Regions from separate parts of the Homo sapiens genome. Here regions 2 and 3 are each linked to region 1. A link is a loop called in an ENCODE intact Hi-C map of the cell type or tissue named here. Cell type or tissue: endothelial cell of umbilical vein. All regions are shown on one strand.

Region 1 (2,500 bases):
TAGGTATTTAGGTGATGACAATATCAGGGAAGTGACGTGACAGTACAGAATATGAGCTCAATAGGAAAGAGATCTATCATTACCTGTACTTCAGGAGAGAGCGCGACTGCTGTGGCTGTACTAGGCAGGGAAGGCTTGAGATAGGCCTTGCAGGATAAACACAGCTTATGTAGACCAAGGGGAGGATATCCCTCTGCTCACTGCTGATTCTCCAGCCTGACGTGTGAGGCAGAGCAGGCGCCAGCAGATGGAGGTAAGATGGTTTTCAGAGGAAGCCTGGAATGGAACTGAGGGAGCTGTTGGTAGAGCTGCACGCTAGGTCAGGAGGCCTGGTTTCAGTCTTGGACCTGATATTAACTACTCTGATGGTTTGTGTTAAGTCTCCTCACTTCTTTGGGTCTCTCTTTCTCATTTTAAAAATGAGCAGGTTGGGCTAAGTGATCCACAAATCCCTTTTCCGGGTCATATCTATGATTTTATTATTTCCTCACCTGGAGCATACAGATAATTCAATGAAGATTTAAAAGGCTTGTCAAAATTTGGAAAATATTATTTCTTTTCACTTCAGAGCAAGCAATGTGGGAGAATATAAAATAGCCTCTGAATTTTATTGTATTAGGTATTTCTTTGCACTAGGAAATTTGTATTTTAATGAATTGGAAATGTTTCACTGGCATTTCTTCCTACTCATTATGTATTTCAGAAGGGACATTTCTCCCCGACATATCACTTGGTCTTTTGTGGTTGTTTTTGTGTTCTAAGGAGCCAGTCATTAATTATGCTTCTCCACAGACTTGGAGAAATACCTCCAAGGATCTGCCACTTGGGTGGAATTTTCTCAATCTGGTCTACACCATGACAGAAACACTGTTCTTTAGACTTCTCAACTCAAGGACTTTCTTTCAGTTTTGAAAAGGTTATGTGTCATATGCCAGAGACTACTAAGGGCTGGAGATTGTCTTGGCTACTCATATGAAAATATATTGTAGTTGCAGTGGTGGAACTGAAATTATAGTTTTTGAATAAGAATAAATGCAGGAAGGAATTCTATCCTTTTATCAGAGCATTTTCCTTCAGGAGTATAAAAGACTATATCTACACAGAATCAAATAAAGTGAAGATTTGTCCATTATACAACTATTCTGATCTTTGTAGATAACCAGAATGCTGGAAGCCAAAATGTTGAAAATCTTTCATATGGTTTTATTACTGGAATATCCAGATGGGTTGCTTGCATTGATTAGATTCCATAGGAAATGAATAAAACTCTACTTCCTGTTTTGTATGATAATTATAAAGTGAGTGACGTGACTTCCTTCTCCAGTTCAGATGAACGTAGGATAACATTTTCTTTAAGTGTTAGTAAAAAGGCCATTTTTCCTTCTACCCAGGCTGTCTTTCACTTTCTCTTTTCCTGCAGTTCTGCAGGCTTGAGAATGGTGGTGCTACTGTCCCATTCTTGTTTTCCTGTTGAAAAAAGATTTAGGGCTTTCACTTCTCTGGATCATTAATAGCATTTACAGCAAGGTAAAGGAAGAAGAAAGCACCATTCAATACCATGAATCACGGAACAAGCTGATGACTTACGAAGGTCAGGGAAGGACCTGCCAGCATCTTTTCAATTCATGTGTGCAGGCATTCCACAGATTACTAAGTGCACTGTCACTTTTACAGGGAAGTGTCAGATATTAGCCTCAGCTAAGGAGGCAGAAGCTCATTGTAGCAGATTGATCTTTGGAGACAAATCTGTGCTTATCTAATTCATTTCAGAAAGCTCTCCAATATTCCAAAAAGCACAAATCAGGTCAAGGAAAATGTGAATTGACTCTGAAGGAAAAGCACAAAGAGAGTAGAGCTTTACAAGTGAAAGGAGTGGTGAGGTTTCTGTATCCCCAAAACATAGGAGTAAAGGAGCTTATGGGTGTTTTGTAGGCATAAGTGTAGAAGCATTACAGAGAGAGACTAAGAGCCCGTACCTATGCCTGCACAGGCCAAATGTGCCTCGGGTGGCCCTAAGCAGAAAACAAAGTTACCATTTCTCCCTTTTAAGGGCTTGCCATTGCATCATCAGTTGGGCCTGGCTCTCTTTCCTCCTCCTTTCTGAGGCTTGAGGGAGAGGAAAGTCCTTCCTGCCTGGGGCGCCCAGAGCTGTCACTTTGGCTCTGGTTCAGTGAAACCTGGCCATTGACAGGACAGATGGCTATGGCAGCAGCCCATCCCATCAGCCCTAGAAGCCCTGTTTCTATTCAGATCATGTTCTCAAGTGATCTTTAGCGGATCCATGCTTAAGCATAGAAACAGAAAGCTTTGGCCAGCTTCTAGTTCCCATTAGCTTGTCTCTGAGACACCATGCTTAGTTGTGTGTGTATCTGAATTGAGGCAGTCAGTGATGTACTAGGGCTGAAATAGTAATAATAATAACAATTCTGACAGCTTTGAAGGTAGACCCTCCTGCTCATTTTAAATCACAGGCGCTGTTCTCTGCTTAGCTCTATGGAGC
Region 2 (2,500 bases), 500 kb after region 1:
GATCTCTCCAATAAGGATAGCACATTCAGCACAGCAGCTGTGACTGGGGCTACTACTTGGTTAACTTTATAGGTGCCCACTATCATGTATCATGCTGTATCTGGTTTTGCAGAGGCCAAACAGATAAATTGAATTAAAGTCCCTGGTAGTGATACTAATCTCTGCAATTCTGGAACATGACATTGTTTCTAATTTGCTATGTAATTGGAGGTGGGGTGGTTATAAGGCTCTCATTTGGCTCTTTCTACAAAAATGATTCATGCTTTACTGGTCAGAGAACAAAAGTAAGAGTTCTGCTAGATACTAATGATATGTAGCTCAATTATACTTTTAGGGACCAGGAAAATAACCACAGGATGGGTCTGAGGACCTGATGGAAATGTATTTAGGGCAGAAGTACCTTTACTACCCACCTTTCATCAGTTCACACTTAAATTTTTTTTTTTTCTTTTTTTTTTTTTTTTTTGAGACCAAGTCTCGCTCTGTCACCCAGGCTGGAGTGCAGTGGCACGATCTCAGCTCACTGCAACTTCCGCCTCCCAGATTCAAGTGACTCTTCTGCCTCAGCCTCCTGAGAAGCTGGAACTACAGGCACACACCATCATTCCCAGCTAAGTTTTTGTATTTTTTTAGTAGAGACGAGGTGTTGCCATGTTAGCCAGGCTGGTCTTGAACTCCTGACCTCAGGTGATCCACCCACCTTGGCCTCCCAAAGTGCTGGGATTACAGGTATGAGCCACTTTAATAAAGGGGCTTTAATAAAGGGGCTGTGATCATGTTTTGGTTCCCCTAGTATCAGTGTTAGACCCTGTGTTCCATAGTCCTTGCAAAGTCTATATATTATCTTTGACCCAGTGCAGTTATCTGTAAGTGGCTTTAGGTGTTTTCAAGAAAGGATAATAAGAATATTTATTTACACATTTATGGTGTCATTGGGTTATCTCAAGTTCTCCCAGCCTCCTCATCAGTCAGTGGGTTCTCAGTCTGTGAACTAACTTAGATCTGGAGACTGAATGAGGAATCCTGATTTATTGCATTGCAGCAACTGACATTATCATTCTGCTCACCAACTCCTGGTTTAAAAGAAATAAGCAACACACTAATTATGTATGTTTATATATGTATTGCTCCTAGTAATGCTAGGTCCTGTGGGTCTGATTGCTACGCCGGTCTGGCCTTCTTGCCTGTTCTGATAATTTTGTCAACCTTTCCTCTGATGCTTAAATGCCACCCACCTTACTTTTGCCATTCTAGAATCATAGCCTCATTGATACTGTAAAACCCAGTGCCATGGTCACATCTCTTATAGTAAACTGTGTCCTATAGGAGACAACTCTCACTGTGGTCTCAAAGATGTCAGTATTCTCTTACCAGTGTATTCCTGATTACCTTAATGAAAGGACAATTATCTAGACCTTTCTGGAAATAGTCAGGGGTGAGTTCTCTGATCGTATATAATAAATTCATTCTAACATTTCTACCTCCTCAAGCCATCTACCCTCAGTAATCTGCCAAGACAGTTTTAGCATCTCCACCTTATTTAATATTGGCCATCATTGAGGCCAAGCTTCAATGAACCATCCAGCAGCATATTAGGACTGGATCCATGGGTGCCTGCCAGGACTTTGAACATCAGCTTAATTCCTCCTTATACTTCCTATTCAGCTTGATTCCTCCCCATACCCCAATCAAAAATCCTCATGATCCACTCCTATACATAATCTACTCATTCCTCCTGATACACACACACATACACATATATATGTATATGTGCATATGTCAGCCAGTCCCTTTGTTGTATAAATTATTTACTCCCGAGAAGAAACTATGTTTTTCCTATCAGGCTTTGCTGAAGTTTCTCCTATCTAGCTCATGTCAATTTATCACAGCTGAGAACAATTGTGATGCCACCACATGCTGGGGATTACCACCACCCACTGACCATCAACAATGGGATCTGCATTGCTATTTGACTGGTAGGGGATCTAGCTCCAAAAGCCCATTGTCATATCTTTGTACAGCCAATCCTGATACCTGCTGTTTTATCCTTGGTCTCCCTTAAAGTCAGCTTGAGATGAAGCCTTGTATAAGAGCAGTTTAATTTGGAAGTGATTCTAAAGAGTGGGAATGAAGGAGTTGGGAAGTGAAGCAGAGAAGAAGAGAGACTATACAATATTGCATTATCAAGTTGGCCATGTTGCAGGTGACTGATGCTTGATCCTGTATTTGTCAAAAGTAGCCTCACGGTCATTTATTCTCTTGAACTTCTAGGTTACATATGTGTATCAAGCATGTTACCACACCTCAGTATCAGAGAACCACTAGAACAGGAAGCAATAGCACACAGTTCAGGTTGAGATACTGTCATAGCATGTGTGAAGCTGGCCAAAGCCAGTATGGAATGGGTGGTAATGGTAATGAGTATAGTGAGAGTTGGAGCTGAAAGATGCTAAGTGTTGCATAATAGTTGTGCAACTCACCAAGAGAGCCCGCAGCTAAT
Region 3 (2,500 bases), 640 kb after region 1:
AGCTCGCTGGGTTTGGTGGCTCAGTTTTCTGACTCTGCTTCTTATCTCTCCCCGAGGAATAATGCAATGACATTCAGGAATGTTCTGCTTCCCTAGAAACATAGCTTGAAACTGTGAAGTGCTGGAGGCTAAGACTTCTTGTCATTGTTTGTTCTACGTAGGAATTTTCATTTGCTGTATTTTGAAAATTAAAAATTTAGAATCAATTTGTGATAACTGCGTACTGTAGATGGGGCACCTTAAGCTGGTTGATTTGGATCAGTGGCGCATATTTTTTTCTCAGTTGACTGAGAGCCCTAAACAGAAGCCCTGTCAAAAAATTCTCAGGAATACGTGACTGATACTAGACATAGAGATGTACGTCCTCCCTCGGCCTGCCACCCTGGAGATTGAAGTGCTAGTGTTGGTAGGAGAGGCAGCTGAGGGGGCCCAAAAATGAAATGGCACAGAACGATCGTGAGCTTTCTTTTTTCATTTGGACTTCTTGTCACTGAACTTCCCACTTTCTTCCTGGTTTCATTTTGTGGCCTGCTGTACCCTCACCCTATGTTGCTCCTGCCTTTCCAAGGGACCTCTGACTAACCTTTTCCTCTCCCTCCTCTCCTTCTCCAGCCCTCTTTTCAGTCTTTGTCATACTAGTTACTGTGCTCATTGGCAGTGGCAGCAAAACGTAGTGTAGGGTAGAAGGGAGCAAAACCAAAGCTGCGCATACTCTGAGCAGCCCTCAGGTATGTCACCTTGCTTCTGTGCAAGAAGGCCCACTTCCAAAAGTAATGACTTTTCTTTGTATCTACTTTTACGTAAATAGAGTACTTGCTGAATATAGAGCACACAGTCTGTACACTGATGAGGACTTGGGTAGCGTTTTGTTATCTCCGTGCTCACAGCCACCTGGTGAGGTAGACAGTCTGTTCTCTTAGAGAAAAGCGAGGCTCAGACATTAGGATGCACTGCTGTGGGTCATGCAGAACAAGAGGTGGGGCAGCACCTCTGAACCCAGCTCAGTTCCTCCTTGCCTCTTGTCTCAGAGCAAGTGAACAAGACCCTGACTTTTATATCTTCAAATGCAGGTTCATTTCCAACATTGCCTAGTTAAAAATATCCACAGGGATTTTTTTTTTCCTTACAGATTTAAGAGATAAGATCTGGTCTTTGATCTTGAGAATCTCAGAGGGGTGAAATGTACAGATGCTGCCTCCTCAGATCTGCTACCTTAGATTGGATTTAGAATAGAGTAAGCATCCAAACATACACACACACACACACACACACACACACACGCGCGCGCTCGCGTGCGCGCACTCTTCCCTTAGAAGAGCCCTTAACCCAGAATGGGGGCTTTCCCTGCAGGGTATTCCCACAACATCACCTCACAGCCCTCCTCTAGCACTGATCTGGCTGAACTCTGCAGAGCAGCTGTGGGGATAAACTGGTGTGGCACTGCCACCTAGTGACTGCCCGCCACACCGTTCTTTGCCTCTGAGGTGCCGTGCATCCGTCAGCTGGCCGCTACCCATCATGGAAAATCATAGTGGGGGCTTCTAAAAATAGAGTCTGCCAGGCCAGTGTCAACATGCTTTCTCTGCTATCAGCAGAGCCTGGCACACATCAGACATGGATTAGATTAAGTGTTTTTGAAAAAGTGGTTTTTTGGGTAAGGGAATCTTTGGGCCTGGTCGAGCATGGCTCCATCTGTCTGCTGGGGTTCCAGTTTCCTCTTGGAGGAGCTCACAGTGTGCACAGGATGCCTGGCACGCAGCAGGAGCTGAATGAATAGAGGTTGCCCCGCAATGTTTAAATATCCACTGGTCTGGAAGTTAGAAAAGGAACAGGAGGAAAGAGAAACTTGGTCAGAAATGCTAGTCCTGGTTAAAACATTGTTCTGGATTTTGATATTTTTTGATTTCCCAGAAAGTATCAGGGGCTTGAGAATATAATTCTCTTCAGGCGTTTTTGCCAAATTCCAAGATTTTCCAGTTTCACTACTTTCCAGATGTGTTGATATGAAGCCAGCTCCAGATTGTCTGATGGCCATTACTAGAGTCCCAGCTGCCCTGAAACTCTAGGCCAGTGGTTCAGAACAGGAGTAATACCGCCCCCAGGGGAATTATGGAAATTAGTGGAGAATTTTTTTTCTTGTTGCTGCCTTGGGCCAGGGATGCTGTGTATCTGTTACGCATTTAACAAAACACTGTTCTACATCCCACTTGACTTCAGATTGACCTACTGGATATTACATATAACAAAAACCTGTTTATAATTTTCTTAGCTTAGACCTAAATTCATTTTAAATAAGGACATAAAATAGTTTTGCTCAGTAGTAATCAACATTTAATTTTCAAATAATGTAATTTTCTAATAATATATAAATTGGGGGAAATTATTAGTGATACCGTCTGTGTTCTTATAGGTTTTTAACATAGTAGTGAAAGTTATATAGGTGTAAGATTTGAGACTTTTAACTTATTGACAGATAAGTCATTGCTGAAGTCACTTATTC

What was found. Peaks named below come from ENCODE experiments on the same cell type or tissue, not always from the same donor. Only the 100,000 strongest peaks of a DNase experiment are listed, where the experiment ranks them.
Region 2: a loop joins it to region 1, with 5 times the contacts of the local background. A loop is called at or near these places in 3 of 110 quality-filtered maps.
Region 3: it touches region 1 in a loop (9-fold over the local background); 11 of 110 quality-filtered maps call a loop at or near these places.

What each region holds. Positions count from the first base shown.
Region 1 is chr5:113,804,918-113,807,417 of GRCh38, forward strand. LOC124901047 (a long non-coding RNA gene) reads left to right here and starts at 1,166. Exons shown (of 2, transcript XR_007058906.1): 1 at 1,166-2,500. In endothelial cell of umbilical vein, a CTCF peak has its summit at 1,448; a DNase peak (open chromatin) is centred at 1,444; H3K27ac peaks cover 895 bases.
Region 2 is chr5:114,306,253-114,308,752 of GRCh38, forward strand. It overlaps a transcript of KCNN2 not described here. Among named protein-coding and RNA genes, the nearest start is that of KCNN2, 55 kb to the right of the region's middle. RefSeq lists an enhancer at 1,538-2,366. In endothelial cell of umbilical vein, no CTCF peak of the experiment used is centred here; no DNase peak of the experiment used is centred here.
Region 3 is chr5:114,448,630-114,451,129 of GRCh38, forward strand. All of the region lies in intron 3 of KCNN2 (potassium calcium-activated channel subfamily N member 2), which reads left to right. It overlaps LOC101927078 (a long non-coding RNA gene), which reads right to left. Exons shown (of 13, transcript NR_130785.1): 12 at 1-174. Among named protein-coding and RNA genes, the nearest start is that of KCNN2, 88 kb to the left of the region's middle. RefSeq lists an enhancer at 1,190-1,259. In endothelial cell of umbilical vein, a CTCF peak has its summit at 1,475 (motif pointing left); a DNase peak (open chromatin) is centred at 1,462.